2 separate regions of the Mus musculus genome follow, and region 2 is linked to region 1. A link is a loop called in an ENCODE intact Hi-C map of the cell type or tissue named here. Cell type or tissue: left cerebral cortex. All regions are shown on one strand.

Evidence for each region. A loop is a pair of places that touch in the nucleus more often than their neighbours do. Peaks named below come from ENCODE experiments on the same cell type or tissue, not always from the same donor. Only the 100,000 strongest peaks of a DNase experiment are listed, where the experiment ranks them.
Region 2: it touches region 1 in a loop (2.6-fold over the local background); 9 of 42 quality-filtered maps call a loop at or near these places.

The regions. Positions count from the first base shown.
Region 1 is chr4:124,651,989-124,659,988 of GRCm38, reverse strand. Pou3f1 (POU domain, class 3, transcription factor 1) reads right to left here and starts at 2,343. Exons shown (of 1, transcript NM_011141.2): 1 at 1-2,343. The coding sequence starts at 2,282. The coding sequence ends at 933. It overlaps Gm2164 (predicted gene 2164), which reads left to right and starts at 2,502. Exons shown (of 11, transcript NR_168006.1): 1 at 2,502-3,149. In left cerebral cortex, a CTCF peak has its summit at 3,310; DNase peaks (open chromatin) are centred at 2,088, 2,559, 3,227, 3,637 and 3 more places; H3K4me3 peaks cover 3,555 bases; H3K27ac peaks cover 1,060 bases.
Region 2 is chr4:124,561,657-124,569,656 of GRCm38, reverse strand. The region is part of intron 1 of Gm2164 (predicted gene 2164); the gene reads left to right. It overlaps 4933407E24Rik (RIKEN cDNA 4933407E24 gene), which reads right to left and starts at 478. Exons shown (of 3, transcript NR_045819.1): 1 at 364-478. In left cerebral cortex, a CTCF peak has its summit at 6,805; DNase peaks (open chromatin) are centred at 4,456, 6,886, 7,404, 7,645 and 1 more place.

The sequences.
Region 1 (8,000 bases):
TCCCACCCGGGTGTGCGTGGGAGCGCAGACCCTCTCTGCTAGGCCAGGAACCGAGCCGAGGGCTCGGGTAAAACGAAACGAAAAATGAACACTCAAAAAAAATTTTTTTGTTAGTTTTTTTTTTTTTGTTTTTGTTTTGCGTTCTTGAAGGAGGAGAGGGGAAGAGAAAGGGAAAATAAATTAGGCTAGATTAAAGCTTTGGCTATTTCCTGCTTTTATACACAGATGCGGCTCTCGCGGCCTCCCCTCTGGGGCCCCGATAAATACAGCATACAGCGATTTAAATTAAGGGCGCGGGCGGAGTTAGAAGGACCCCAGGAGCCGAGAGGCTCCACGAATAAATAAAAACCGTAAAAAACCAAGCCCGGAGAAAAGGTGAGGGGGTGGGGCGCGTCCAGGTGCGAGAGAAGAGGCGCGGAAAGAATAAAGTGACAGCCCCCACCCGTGACCTGCAGGCTACAGGGAGTCCGCGCCCGGGAGAGCTGCTGGGGACTCTCCTCTCTTCGTCCATTCTCCCGGGGAATCCCTAACCCCGCACCGCGTTACCTTTCGCTGTGGGGAGGCCGCTGCCGGGATCCGGCCCCGAACAGCCCAGGGGCAGGGGCGGGGGTCGTCGAGGGGATGGGGATAGGGAGCAGGCAGTGGGCACAGGGCGCCCAGAGTGAGTTGGCGCATTCTGGATCTTCCGCTGCTCTCTCCCGGGACTCGGGCGACACAGCCTCTCGGCCGCCTTTCGCCGCTCGCTGGAGAGAGGGGTCGGTCCCGGGTGTTTGGTTTTGTTTAAAAGTTTCTGAGCTTTTTTTTTTTTTTTTTTTTTTCCTTTTTGTAAAATCCAAAGCAAAACCGAATAAACAACAAAAAGAGTCCAGGCCGCGCGCGCTAACTGCGCGCCGGAGGCACCGCTGCGCCGGCGGGGAACCCAGTCCGCAGGGTCACTGCACAGAGCCGGGCAGTGTGTGGTGGTGGTGGTGGTGCAGCGCGGCCGGCGGGGGTGGCGGGGGCGCAGAAGGTGGCGACGCGCTGCCCCCGCCAGGCCCCAGCTCCCCAGGCGCATAAACGTCGTCCATGGGCGGGTGGCCCGCGCCGGCCGCGGGGGTCATGCGCTTCTCCTTCTGCCGCCGGTTGCAGAACCAGACACGCACCACCTCCTTCTCCAGTTGCAGGCTGTCGGCCAGGCCGGTGATCTCGTGCGCAGACGGCTTGGGACACTTGAGAAAGTGGCTCTCGAGCGCGCCTTTGACACCCACCTCGATGGACGTGCGCTTCTTGCGCTTGCGGCCCTGCGCCGCGATCTTGTCCAGGTTGGTGGGGCTGCCGCTGGACGAGTCGGTCTCCTCCAGCCACTTGTTGAGCAGCGGCTTGAGCTTGCACATGTTCTTGAAGCTCAGCTGCAGGGCCTCGAAACGGCAGATGGTGGTCTGCGAGAACACGTTACCGTAGAGGGTGCCCAGCGCCAGTCCCACGTCGGCCTGGGTGAAGCCCAGCTTGATGCGTCGTTGCTTGAACTGCTTGGCGAACTGCTCCAGGTCGTCGGAGCTGGGAGCATCCTCGTCCGAGTGCTCGCCCACCGACGAGCCACCACCGCCCGCGCCCGGGTGCAGGTGCGCCGCCGCCGCGTGCAGGCCGCCCGCGTGTGCATGTCCGTGTGCGTGTCCGTGTGCGCCCAGGTGCGGTGGTGGCGACGGCTCCAGCTGTGCCTCGTGGCCGTCCTCGTGCAGTGCGTGGTGCAGGCCGGGTCCCGCGCCGCCGCCTCCCGCCGCCAGCATCCCGGCCAGGCCGCCGCCGCCGCCACCGGGGTAGGCCGCCTGAGCGTACAGCCCGAGCGGCTGGGGCTGGTGACCCCCGCCGGCCCCGGGCGACGGCGACATGGCGGGGCCCAAGTGGTGCGCTGTGCCGCCTTGTGCCCATGCCGCGCCCGCGTGGGCCGCCCCTTGGTGCACCAGGCGGGCGTGGAAACCGCCGCCACCGCCGCCGTCGTCAGCTCGGCCGGTACCGCCACCGCCTGCCTTGCCGTGTTCCAGGTGCGGGCCGCCCGCCCAGTCGCCGCCGCCGCCTCCTCCCGTGGGTAGCCATTGAGGGTGCGCTAGGCCCACGGGGTGGCCCGCGCCCGCGCCCAGCCACTCGTGGTGCATCAGCTTCTGCACTTCGCGGTACGCGGCCCCCGCGTGCAGCCGCTCGGCCGCCGCTGCCGCCGCCGCGGCGGCATCGGGATGCATGAGCGGCCCTGTGCCCCCAGCTCCGCCGCCGGGGCCCCGCGGCAGATACTGCGCGGTGGTGGCCATGCCGCCCCGCGCCCTGCGCCGCCCCGCCGCCGCCGCCGCCTCGCTCCGTCTGCGGGCCCCGCCGCCGCGCTCCGCCGGCTTAAAGCCCGGACCCGCTGGGCGCTCCGGAGCCCCACCCCGCCCGCCGCCCATTGGCTGCCCGCGGAGCCGCCTCCCGCCTCCCGGCCCCGGCCTCCTCCCCCCGTGCCCGCCCGCCGCCGGGGCCTGCAACCCGGAGCTCGCTATTGGGTCTCGCTCCCGGGGTCCCGCGCGCCGGCAGTGCTGATTGGCCGCTGGGGCTTCATTCATGACCCCCACCACCACCGCCCGCGTACACATTCACGCCCCGGGGGCGCGGCCGCCACGTGGGGAGTGGCGCGGGGGTGGCACTGGGACCGCACCCCCTCCGGTCCCGGCTGCGTGGGCCCCGCTCTCACCGCAGCGCGGGAGACTCGGAGCCCGGTCGGTCCCCACGTTCCACACAAGCTCAATTTCCGCCTGCATCCCACTGGGGCGGGCGGGGGATTGCGGGCTCCGGGAGGCGCTCGGGTTCCGAGCAGAGACTCAGCCCCGCACTCTTCCCTGCGCTGCGCCTCTGCCTGCGGGCCAGGATCCCGCGAGTCTGGGCTGCAGCGAGAGCGAAGCTGCGTGGCTTCCCGGCTCGGTACCGCGCGGCTGCTAACCTCCGGGGCCTCGCCTCCTGCGGCTGCCAGGTCGCATCGCGTTCTCCCAAGGTCTTGGTTTTCCCTCTACTCCCTCTAGACTCAGCGCCACAACTAGCTGGACCTCTGCAGTCCTGAAAGTGCAGCAGGCACGGACAGATTCGGATCGGCTTGGGCTTCACGCCTCTCGCCGGCTCGCCTTCCTTTCCCTGGGCACCGAGGCCAGGTGAGTACCGCGTGGGCAGTGCTGAGCCAGGACAGTGAGCCGCTGAGCCTGTACGCGGAGATGCAAGCTCCAGGAACCAGTTGGGCTCCAGGGTTCTGGAATGAGAGAACCTCGGGGTGGAGACTGGTTCCAGAGAAAGCGCCACCAGTGGGTGGGGAATGGACACTGGGCCCTGTCCTGCGCTGCTGTAGCCTTTTCGTGTTGTTTTCCTCCCAGCTGGAACCGGTGGTCTGTCGGCAGCGCTGGTTGTGCTGGGGTTATGCCGCCCGGAAACTTGCAGAATAGGATTTGTGGACTGACTTAGGGAAGGACAGTTGGGCACCTCGGAAATCCAATGTGCAGGCTGGCAGCTGGCAGCTGGCAGCTGTCTAGCCTCCCGTGGAGTCAACTCGGACTTGTCTGATAGGGAATTGAGTTCGAGGTGTCCTTGTTGGAGAAGTGGACAGTGGGATGCGGCCAACTTCTTCATCCCTGTCCTTGTTTTGTGTCTCTCCTAAGGATCCTGAGTGGAGGGGGCCTCAGTTGGAGCTGGTGTGTGCTTCCTCAGTCTGCATGCCTCCGTACTTCTGCCTATTCCTCTGCTGGGCTTCTGTACACTGCTAGACCTTCTTCTGCTTCAAAGTGATTCAAAGATTTCTGGGTGCCGAGCTGGGGACCTAGCTAGGACCTCACTGGACAGGAATCTACTCAGGACTGTAGAATGAAGCCTATGTATTTGAAGACGAGAGAGAGAGAGAGAGAGAGAGAGAGAGAGAGAGAGAGAGAGAGAGAGAGACAGAGACAGACAAGGGCTCTAAAGGCAGCTGCTGTGGAGATCATCTAAGAGTGGCTGCGACAGAGTTGACAGTGACAAGAGTTACCCTGTCCTCTGAGCCCTGAATGTCCCAAGTTAAGCACCTGCTAATGGAAGAAGAGGCCAGGGTTGTCTGACTATTTGCCATAGTCCTGAACAGGCATTTTCTACCTGCTGGAGTTATGATGGGTTCCTGTATCTGAACCCAGGTAGGGATGCTGGGTTTTCCTGGATCTTGGCCCAGGAAGCAGTCACCCTGAGGCAGCCCAAGTTCTCTTGGTCCATGAACCTGGCTAAGCTTTCTCCCAGCCCTAAGTGTAGGACCAAGGCTTGAATTCTTACAGCGGAAGTCTCTCAGTCTCTCATGCCAGTCCTAACCAGGCCTGTATTACTCTGAAGATTGGGCTCAAACTGGAACTTCCTCTTGTTTTTCAGTTAAAGTACTCTAAATTTGGTTTTCCTTTTTGTAAATTGGGACTGACCATGGCTTACATTGTATCCCTGTCTCCCTAAGGTGAACAGGGAATGGTATGAGATAGAGGGAGTGCCCCCCTCCCCACACAAAGGGCTTTTATTTGCGCTTTTCTGTTGTTGCAGTTTGCTAGGTGGGCAACTAACTTTCCTCAGTGGGCTGTGCGGTTTGGACCAATTTACTTTTTTTCCTCTTCCAAGTTTGACAGTCTGAGAGTCTATACATCTACCCTGATCCTGCTGGAAGATGGGAAATGTCTGGACAGCAGCAGACAGGTTACGCTGTACAGATTTGAGGTTACCACTCAAAGAACAGTGAGGCATGGTGCTGTTCTGTCCATCATTTGGCTTGTGCCTTAACTCCTGGAGGAGCTAATGACATCATCCTCATAGGATGCAGCAGGGCTAGTCTTACTCATGCCGGTCTGCTCCCCCCCACCCCCATTGCTGTAGTTTGCAAGAAGTGGCAGTTTTGGCCTTCAGGGTAAAGATGGCCTACAGTCTTATCTCTGGCCATGCTTGTGAGCAGGTCAGGACTGCCTGGAAGCTGTGTTCCCTGGTCCGTGCTGAGCGGAGGAGAGTTACCCTCAGGAAAGCAGTACCTAAGCTCTTAGGTTGTTACTCAGCATCTTGGTCCCCAGCCTAAGGCCCCTATAGGCAAGCAGACTGTGTGAATCACTTGCTTCTCGGAGCTGAGGTTTCTCCATCTTACAGAGGAGACAGTGATGCCTGGATCTTAGGATTGCTCTGAGGATGTGATGAAGAATGTCATTTAAGTGTCCTTCCTGTACATAGTAGATGCTGCCCCAGGGATCAGCAGCAGCATGAACTAGGAAAGGTAAAATTCTTAACTTTGCATTGGAAATTTTAGACCCTCTACATTGTAGAGTCTACAGTGAGATGGGTTGAGTCCCACTTTTCCTAGGAATTGAGTTTCCCATAGAAGATGTTGGTATCTGTTTCCTTCTTGTTCTTGGAGATTGCATGGGGCACTGAGGACCGTCATAGGACCCTGGCAGATACCTGTACCAGAATGGCTCATCTCTCCAGGACAGTGGTTCTCAACTTGTGGGTCACAACTCCTTTAGGAGTCAAATGATCCTTTCACAGAGGTCATCTAAGACCATCAGAAAACACAGACATTTCCATTACAGTTTATAACGGTAGCAACATTACAGTTATGAAGTAGCAATAAGAATAATTTTATGATTGAGGGGTCACCACAACATGAGGAGCTGGATTCAAAGGCTCGCAGCATTAGGAAGGGTGAGAACCATGGCTCTAGGATCGTCTCCTTCGCAATCTCAGGGAGAAGTCCTCTTTCTAAACATACTGCACAGCCATGGGGTGAACATGCTACTTGGCTGGTGCACATGGAATGGTGGGGACACGGCAGGAGATGTTCACTCTCACATATACTGAACATAGAAATACAGACATGCAAGTCAGTACAGGGACACACGCATACCAATTCGCCACAGGGACATAATCTTGCATGAGTAGAGGAAACATGCAGTTACACAAAGCAATGCCTGATGGTAAATAAAGCAATGTGTCTAAACAGGGTCAGATATAGAAAGCTCACACAGACTGAAATGGGTCTTCCTTGTCTGACACTAAAATATGGGCCCCTGGGGTCACAAACAAACACAGATTCTTTTTTTTTTTATAAAAAAGTTGGATATTTTATTTATTTACATTTCTAATGTTATCCCCTTTCCCAGTTTCCCCTCTGCAAACCCCACTTACCCTGCTTCTATGAAAGTGCTCTCCCACCCATCCACCTACTCCCGCCTCACTGCCCTAGCATTCCTCTACACTGGGGCATCACTTCTTCACAGGACCAAGGGCCTCCCCTCCTATTGATGCCAGCTAAGGCCCCTTCAGCTCCTTCAGTCCTTCCCCTAATTCCTCCATTGGCGTCCCTGTGCTCAGTCCGATGAGCATCCGCATAACAGTGATTCCTGAGTGGCACATAGTGTTAGTCACACAAATAGGTACACTTTGGTATCTATGAACTCTCTTACCCACCTGAGCAGATACAAAGAGTTCTACCATCTCATAGACACCCTTATCCACTCCCTGAATGAACCACCAGTTCTCAACAAAGGGCCAGAAAGCTGGAAGAGACTGTGCTCTGTCCAGAGTCTGGTCCACTTGCTCTCTCCTCAATGTTAGCCTCAAGGACATAGGAAAGTTCTTTCTTTTTAGTTGTTTTTCCCTCCCCCCTTCTCCTCTTCTTGCCCGTACAGGGCAGCTCCCCAGCTAGACTGCTGCCAGTCTCAGGCTTCCCCGTGGGGCTCCTGCCCAGCTGGCCCCCAGGCAGGAGCTCCTCCGCTTTCCCAGAGTGCCCAGCCTCCTCCAGGCTCTGGAGTGTGACCGAGCGCCTGCTCATTTGACACAGGTCACTGAACCTCCAGCAGATGGGGCCCTCGCTGTGGGGGGCCTTTGAGCTGCAGGGCGGTTGGGGGGTGGGTTGTGGGTGTGGGGAGGGCTCTGTAGGGAGGAGTCAGAGCTAGGCAAGCTCCAGTCTGCAAAACCTGAGGTCACAGACATAGACCTCCACCGAGGCTGCCTTGTGAACACAGCTACACTCTTAAGGCTGTCACCGGCAGCACCCTGGCAGTGATGCACACACTGTTATAGTTCAGTTTCATGTTCCTGATAGGGCAACTTGTGCGGTGACTCATGAGCACAAGTTTGGGGCGGGGGTGGGGGCGGGGGTGGGGCAGGGAGGAGGGATGCAGTCCTGTTTAGTGTCTCTTGGTGGCAGCTGGATCTGGCTGCTTTCCCCTTAGGTCCCTGAGCCCCTTGAGCTTTCTTCTAACCATTAGTGGGGAGGATTGGAAGGGCAGAGGGCAGACTCAGCCGCAGACGCAAACCTTTGTGGTGTGGGGGCAGATTCTAGATGCACCACCTGGAGCCCTTGCAAATCAGGGATGCTGGGAAGAGTAAAGGGAGGACTGGGTGACAGAGTTCACCTACTGGGCTGATGGAAGAGCCTTGTCTTAGGATGTCCTCCTACCCATGGGCTTAGACTCTTTATTTGGGGCCAGCTGGGTTTGGGAAGCAATTTCGGCCTGCCTGCCTTCTCTCCCTCTGCCAGTCTTCTCAGAGAGCAGCAGCCCCTGGGAGTCAGGGTCCTGACATTCATCTGGGCCTTGGCTTAGGGCCTGTGGATCTTGAGCCAGTCTCAGTATCCTGATCTCTGTGGCCTTTGACCTCTCCATAGCTTCCTTTAGAAACTGGGCAGGATGACCTCTGATGGTGATTAAAGAGGTGACTCAGCGATGGGTGACCTCTAAGATGTGCCCTGTGGAGGACAACAGACCGTGTGGACCCCCAACATTTCCCCGAGCCTCTGAATAAAGTGTTTTGACTTCAAAAAAGAAAGAAAGGAAGGAAGGAAGGAAGGAAGGAAGGAAGGAAGGAAGGAAGGAAGAAAGACAGGAGGTGGGATGAGATTACCACCCAGTGGAAGCTCGGAAAGGGTACATGTGACTTGATTTTGCTCTCTGTTAGCTGTCTGGGCGAGTTGTAGGAGCAGAAACTGCTCGTTCCTCCGATTAATTATTTAATTTCTAATT
Region 2 (8,000 bases), 90 kb after region 1:
CACTTGGGAGTTGCAGGCACCTTCATGTTCAAGAGTCATTTGTACAAGGCTTTAAGGGGACCCGTGTGGTTCAGGGCAGGCAAGGAGCGTTTGTTGATGTTTTAAATGCCAACAGCAGCTAATTGCTTACTCTACACATTCCATAACAATGGGAGACCTCTAGGTACCAGGCTCTGGGCTGGCATCATCTCCGTATTTACATTGCAAGGTGCTGGATCTTTATGGACATATGGACAGAAAGACAGACAGACAGACAGGCACACACACACCCCACCTCCATATGCAGGGACATAGCATTTGAGCCCTCATCTCAGTCACAAATGTCCACTTGGACACTTTTCACACAGAACCTTCTCTGCTCACGTGTTTGCCGGCCCCTCGCATAGTTTGAGAGGTCACAGGAACTTGTTGTGAGTCTTGGGACAGCATGGGATGGAAATATAGAGCTGGGTCCCTGTGCCCACTTCCACTGTCCTCCTGACCCCCAACTGTCATTCCCATTTGGAACTCTAGCCTTTGTGCCTCAGCTGGGTAGCCATCCTGTGCTATGGGTGTGACTGTCAATTTCAACTACAACAGCGTTCACATCAGGTCTCCTCTGAACCTTCTCCAGTGGGTTTTTCCTTGTCTGAGGTCTTGGTGAGACCTTCCATCTCAGGACAAGAAAAGGTCATGGTTATTCTTGGGTCCTGTGTTCTCTTCACTTCCTGCACCCAGTCGTTGGCCAAACATGCTGGCTGCACTTTAAAAGCGTACCTCTGAGCCCCCTTTGTCACCGGTCACTGCCACCCTGGTACATCCTCCTCAGCTGGCTCTCTGCAGTGACTTCCAGGCAGATGGCTCTGCTTCTGCTCTTGGTCTCTATAGAAGTCTGGGGAGGGTTCATTTCAGACCAGGTCCTCCAGAGGACCTTATAGTGGCCAGCAAGTTCTTATGTGCACTGTTCTGTGTCATCCCATCTCACCTAGTTTCCACGTGGGTAACTCCCTTACAACCACCTTCAAGTCTTTGCTCAAATATCACTTCTTAATGAGGTTGTCTCAAGTATCTTCTTTGATTTCACAGCCTGCTGCCTTTTGGGGCCCTGCCCTCTGATCCTTCTTCCTCTGCTGATTTTTGCTTCTTTTCTTGCCGTCCTCTCCCTCCCCTAGAAGATACCCTTCCCAAAGCAGGTTGAACACACAGAGAAAGAGACTGTGGTAGAGAATTTCCCTTGGAGGGAGTGTACTGGGAAAGGCTCTCAGACCTGTGAAGGAAGCAGCCCAGGACAGAGGAAGGGCTGCCATCTGATGCAGTCACAGCAAAGGCTGGAGCTGATGTCCAGGGACCTGGGATCCAGGGGAGCTTTCAAAGTGGCCAGGCATTAAGACAGGGCATGGACATTTGTGATTCTCTACTGAGCAGACATGGGATGAAGGCTCTCCTAGGGAAGGGAGTAGCCGTAGGTGAAGCAGCTCCCTTTTCAGAGCAGTTTTGCAGAGAGACTGCTGAATGGCCATCCATCAACACTCCCATAACAAGGGAGAGGAGTCTCAGTTCCAAAGTGGGGAACTGGGGCAGACCAGAGAATCCATTATACACTTAAAATATACAAATGAGTATTGACATATTATATTCATTATTTCTTTTTCTTTCCCGCTCTATAGGGAGTTACACGAGGGAACGGCTGTTTGTGGCTACAGCTGCATGAGGTTTCTCAAGTGCTTGGGACAGTAGGTCCTCCATAAATGTTTCCTGAATGAATGAATGAATGAACGAATGAGCCAGTTCAATATTCTCTCTATGTCTCTCTGTGTCTCTGTCTCTCTCTGTCTCTGTGCCTCTGTGTCTCTCTCTGTCTCTCTCTCTCTGTTTTTTTTTTTAAAGACAGGGTTCTCTGTATAACAGCCTTGCCTATTCTGGCATTTGCTTTGTAGACCAAGCTGACCTCAAATTCAGATATCCTCCTGAGTGCTGGGTCTAAAGGCATGTGCCACTGTGTCAGCTGCTGGTTCAATCCTCAGTGTCCTTATTTGCCTCAATCACCACCCTAACTGGAATCTTGGTTCCAGTTCTGACACCAACCAGTTGCACAAACCACAGACAGGTCTAGCTCCTTGGAACCTTTGCTTCCTTCTCTGGGAAATGGGTAAATAGAGGCACCTGTCTCATGGGTTAGAAGGAGGAATGAGCAAACTTGTAAATGTAGCTAGCTGGTGCTCAGTGAAGGTTGGTTGCTGTTGGTGACATCACTCTTGCTCCCAGGAGTCTGCATAGACTTGAACGTGGAGCTCGGACTCCAGCTGGTGCACTCGTGGTCAACAGGTGAGCAGGAAGACGTGGTTTCAGACAGAGATCTGCTTATTAGCAGCAGATAGCTGGAGTTCTTGCTCTGGGAAAACTGTGTGCATCTCTCTCTCTCTCTCTCTCTCTCTCTCTCTCTCTCTCTCTCTCTCTCTCTCTGTGTGTGTGTGTGTGTGTGTGTGTGTGTACATGTGTCTGTATACATTATCACATATGCAAGCAGTGCAAATACAAGCAGTGTTCAAAGATGTAGACTCTCTTTGTTTTGAGACAGGGTCTCCCTTTGTAGTCCTGGCTGGTTTGGAACTCACTACATAGACCACCAGGCTGGCTTCGAACTCACAGAGATCTTCCAGCTTTTGCCTCTTGAGTGCCGACATTAGAGGTGTGTGCCTCTACCATGCCTGGCAAAGCTGTGCTTCTAAAAGACAACTTATCTTAGGCACTGTTTCCTTGAGTAGCCACTCATTCTGGAGAATTAGAATGACCCAGAGGCTCATCTTCCCTCCTGCTTCTCCTCCTCCTATAGCTCTTGCATGAAACTCCTCCCACTACATCACTGAATGAACACCCCACTTCCATAGCCTCGTGGGACTCCCTGTAGACCAGCCCAGTGGAGCACTTGACCTCAGGAACAATACCAACCACCATTCTCCTCTTGAGTTCCCTAATGTGGCTCGAGGAGGTTGCTATGGTTTAGTTCTCAGGGATAGGTAGCATTGGTTGCCCATAGCATCCAATGGTCTCTCTGCCAGAACGGCCTTTTGATAAATGGAACCGCCTCTCCTAGAGTTTATGTTCCTCCCTGGAGGCGGTTCCGACTCACCGACTGTTTACTATCACCTAATTTCGGTCTATCTCTAAAGTGTCATACCTGTTCTAGAACTTTCCAAGGGATTGCCGTCTGCGATGCATATGCACAGGGTTCAAGGATTCACTCAGCCCAGTCCGGCTTTCTTTCCTTTTGACTAATGTCCCTGCTCTCACTCTCCAGTAAATCCTCTGCATGCAAATCTCCATCTTTGATCTATTTCTAGGGAACCTGACCTACTACTACAGTTGGTGCTGGGAGTGGTTCCTAGGAAACAGACTCTAAAATGGGAATCTAGAGCTGGATTATCCACCGGCCTGTTGGTAACGAGAGAGAACCCGTCTCTAGTGGTGGGTGGAGGCTCTAATGGCCTCTGAGTGGCTTGTTAAAACTTTTAGCAGTGGTGAAGTAGGGTGGGATACTGGTGGACGCGGATTTGCTGGTAGGCAACCTCTCTGATATTTGAGAGGCTCGGAGGAGGTAGTGACGACAGAGTCTCTAGAATTAGATGATGTGGCTGGGGCCAAAGACAATGAAAGGCTGGGGTGATCCAACACTACTTTTTAAAAATTAAAAGTTGTTCCTTTATTTGTGTGGGTGTTTCGCCTGCATTTATATCTGTGTACCACGTGTGTACAGTGAACATGGAGGCTGGAAGAAGGTGTTAGATTTCCTAGGACTGGAGTTATAGACAATTGAGCCACCATGCCAGTGCTGGGAATCGAACCCAGATCCCTCTGGAAGGGCAACCAGTGCTCTCAACTGCTGAGCCATCTCTTTAGCCCCTCATCACTAATTCTATAGTGAGCTGTGGAAATGGGAGGGTTTCCTGGCAAACAAACAACAACAACAACAAAGAATTTCTCCTACAGCTGGAGGGTGGAAAAACAGCTGTAATCCAGGATCAGGGTAAAGGGTTTCCAGAGAAAACAGAATTCTCAACAGAGAAAGGCTGCTATGTTTTGATTTGTCACGGTTTGGTTGGGGATCCTGATACCTGGGACACAGACATTTGGGTTGACACCCTAGGTCACCTAGGCAGCAGTTGACCTTCACTTTCTTCCTATTAAAGGCTATAGCTGTCCTGTGTATGCAAATGGTGCAAGGACCTTTCAAGATACCATGCACTATGTAGCAACTGCAGCACAGCCAGCCACCAAGCCAGTAACATGGACGAGACTGCAATATAACCTGACTGTCCATGGAGAAGAGGATGCGGGGCTCAGCTGGTGGGCAGGAGCAAGGGGCTAACTTAGATCCTCTGGTCATACCTCGCTGGTCTACCTTCCACCTTACTGTCAGAGGAAATCTTTTGAAACAGATGGCTTACCAGTCTCTGCCTTACTTAGAACTCTTCAGTAGTCCCTGTTGCCTCCGGGAAAACCCACATTTCTCAGCTTGATGTTGCTTCATCTCTTATCTCAGTTTCCGTGTGTTCTGCTGGCGGTGGCTTTGCTTATTCTCACACTGGAGCCTCTCTTTGCTCTCGCTGTTCCCTTTGCCTGGAAGCTCTTCTTCCTCCCTTCACAGGGAGCCTCTCTAGTTCAGTTCAAGTGCCTTGGGCTCACCTCCAGAAGGGGTTGTGTTCTTATGCCTGCCTTCCTCTCCAGGGGATGCTACCTCTATCTTCAGCTGCTGAGAATGTCAGTTGCTGGGTGTGCCCAGCCACATCCCTCCATGGAGACCGGGAAACAGCAGGCAGATACCTCCACTCAAGTGATGGCCTCTCCTGGAATAGCCAGCAGCTAATACTGGCTGATGAAGGCTAGTCTCCTTACCTCAGCTTAGGATAATGCTTTCCTTTGTGGCTGCAAAGTACTCAAAGGTCTGTCCCTGGTCTTAGGTGCAGTTCTAGGGACTTTCTGTTGCTGTGAGGAATCACTATGGCTAAAAGCAACTTGGGGACAAAAGGGTTCATTTTATCTCACACACCAGTGACAGTTCATCAACTTGAAGCAGAACCCATGGAGGAATACTGCTCACTGACTTGCTCTCATGTTCATGTTCAGCCACCTTTCTTGTGCAGCCCAGGCCCATCAGCCTAGGGAATGGTACTTCCCATAGTGGACTGGGCCCTCCTACAGAAGTTAGCAATCAAGAAAATGCCCCACACATAGAGCCCACAGGCCAATCTGATGGAGATGTTTTGTCAACTAGGGTTTCCTCTTCCCAGTTGACTAGTTTGTGCCAAGTTGACAAAAACTAACCATCATATGTGCAAGTCCAATCCCATCTTTCTCAATAAAAAAAATATGTTTGATTGACATCCAATGGTCGCACTTGCTTCCAGGCTACAGTTTGATGTTTGAGCACATATGCAATCGGTATACTGATGAAACCAGAGCAGTTAGCATTCCCATGTCTTTATCATTGCATCATGTTTGAGCTTTTGAGAGCCTCTCTTCTTAGCTCCCTCTAAAAGCATGTTGCAATGAACTCCCCACACAGGGATTAGAATGCATTCCTTCTGTCTAACTGCGATTGGTATCCCCAATCTACTCTTCCACTCTCCTCCCCACCCTCCCCATCCTCTAGTGAGCACACTTGACAAACTTCGCTTTTAACTTTCTTCCTTTCCTTATAGAAATCTCCAGAGCGCAACTCCTGTCCAGTTGAACTCATTCTTTGAAACCCCCGTTTCAAAGGCTGCTCCAGAGAGCCCAGTTGTCGAACACCTTTTCATGTGTTCTTAGATATTCCTTCTCTGTATCTCCTCAGAATCAACATTAGTTAGTGAGTGTTTTTCAGTTGTCTGTGACTGCGTCACAAACTGTGCCTTGACAATAGCGACTTAAAATGACTGGAGTTCTCCTTTCTGTTTTATGGGTCGGGTGGGCTCTTCTAGTCAGTTCTGCATTATCTGTTGTGACTGGGCTGAGCTGGGGGCCCCTTTGAAGCTGGGATCAAGTGTTTCCCCACTCTCCAGGGCTTCCATCCACATGGTGTCTAATTACTTAATCTGGCTCTCTTACACTCTGCTCACTGGATTCCCAAAAGGAGGAAGTGGAAGTGACTGTCATCTTAAGTCTTGGTCTTCACTCCTGCCACACACGACTGATGAGAGCATGGTGACAGACATGATTGAGAAGGAGGGGACTAGGTTCCACTGTGCAAGAGGAGCATCATGATGTCAGGGGAAGAGGCAGAGGCTGGCCACTGATTCCCACAGCATCATTGTGGGGGTTCCTTGAGAGCAAGGAATCAGTTGTCTGTCCATTGTCCTCAGCCAGGTACTTCCAGGGACTATCAGAGATCTTTGGTGACAGAGATCCAGTCTTACAACTTCTCATGTTAGAATCCTGGGTGCATGCATGAACACACACACACACACACACACACACACACACACACACAGAGAGAGAGAGAGAGAGAGAGAGAGAGAGAGAGAGAGAGAGAGAGAGAGGTGCAGACAAGCCCTGGCTGTCAGCAGCCTTTAATGGCTCCTCTTTAATTCCAAGATAGCACATCCAAATGCTGCCTGGGAATCTTTCTGGGCATGGGCTCTGCCCCCTGGGGCATGAACGGGCAAATTTTATTCAGCCACATGGTTACACAGGGTCCTGGATCCAAACACAGACTTAATAATTAAGGCTCGTCTCTTCTCTCTCTTGTCACTGTACATTTAGAGCATGTGGAAGTCATTAGTGTTGTTTGTCAAATATTTCTGGCTGTGCACCTGCTGAACACATGGAAGGATTGCACTTCTTGGCCCTCTTGTGGTTGGGTGAAGCCTTGTGATGAAGTCTGGCCAATGAGCTGCGCATGGAAGTGACTCCGTGCCATGCACGGGCATCTAATCGCGTTGTGAAGCCTGCAGAGAGAGCTCTTTCCCTCTGGCCTGGTGCTGGCAAGGCTTCAGATGGTGTCTGCTTCACCGGACAGTGGACAAACAAGGGGCAGAGCCCCACCAATGCATGAGGAGCAGGTGACACAGGTACACGGTCTCAGCTGAGATTAGCAGGGGGTTTGTCGGAGTCCTTTGTTCTTGACTTTTGTGCTGATAGAAGGGTCCCAGAGGATCTGAGCTGTCTGAGCTTAGACCTGGAGATGGAGATGAGCAGATGCTGGGATTCAGCTCCTACACTCAGGCCACACACTAATAGGTACTACAGTCACAAAGGCTCAGTGTTCAAACCAAGATGGTATGTTTTTCAGCTAAGCCAGGGCTTTAAGAAAATTCTTGCCACATCTCCTGTTTGGACACCCCCCCCCCCCATTTCCTCATTCACTCCCTGGGATTTGAGTCCTTGTCTTAAAGGCAAGTGATTTGAATGCCCAGACATTTGCATATGGGTTTCCTTCTGTTGCTTTATTCTAGCTCAGCGGCTCTAACTTTAGTGTGCCTAAAAATTTCTGTTCGTGGCTGTATAAACAAACTCATGGATACTGTACTTTGCGAGTGGCTTTAGAGTTTTCCAAGGGCACTTTTGACTTTATGCAATTCCCGTCTCAGGCACTTCCAAATCTGGGCCCCCAGCCCCCCACCCCACCCGTGTGCGATGGGATTCCATTGTTCAAAACCAAAAGAACCTTGCAAGTTTTATGAGATGCTGAGAGCCCAGGATGCCAGCAGCAGCTGCTCTTAGCCTGTTATCCACCCATCACCCAGTCCTGTTGATTGTACACCCATAGTCTAAGCCTCCATCATCCTTCCCCAGGTTCCCAGGGAGGGCCCCTAACTCACTTCTGCTTCTGTCCCTGCTCCTTCCAATCTATTGTCTGCACTGCAGACAGAGTGAGCATCTCCAACCTCTGTCAGGTCACATAGCATCTCTGTGCAAACCCCCTCATCTGCCTCTCTTGGCTCTTAAAAGGAAGACCAGCATCTTTACAGTTTTTCTGAGGCCACAGTGCCCGTCTCTCCGGTCTTATGCCTCTGCAGGCTCCCGTTTGGTCCCTGTGGTCT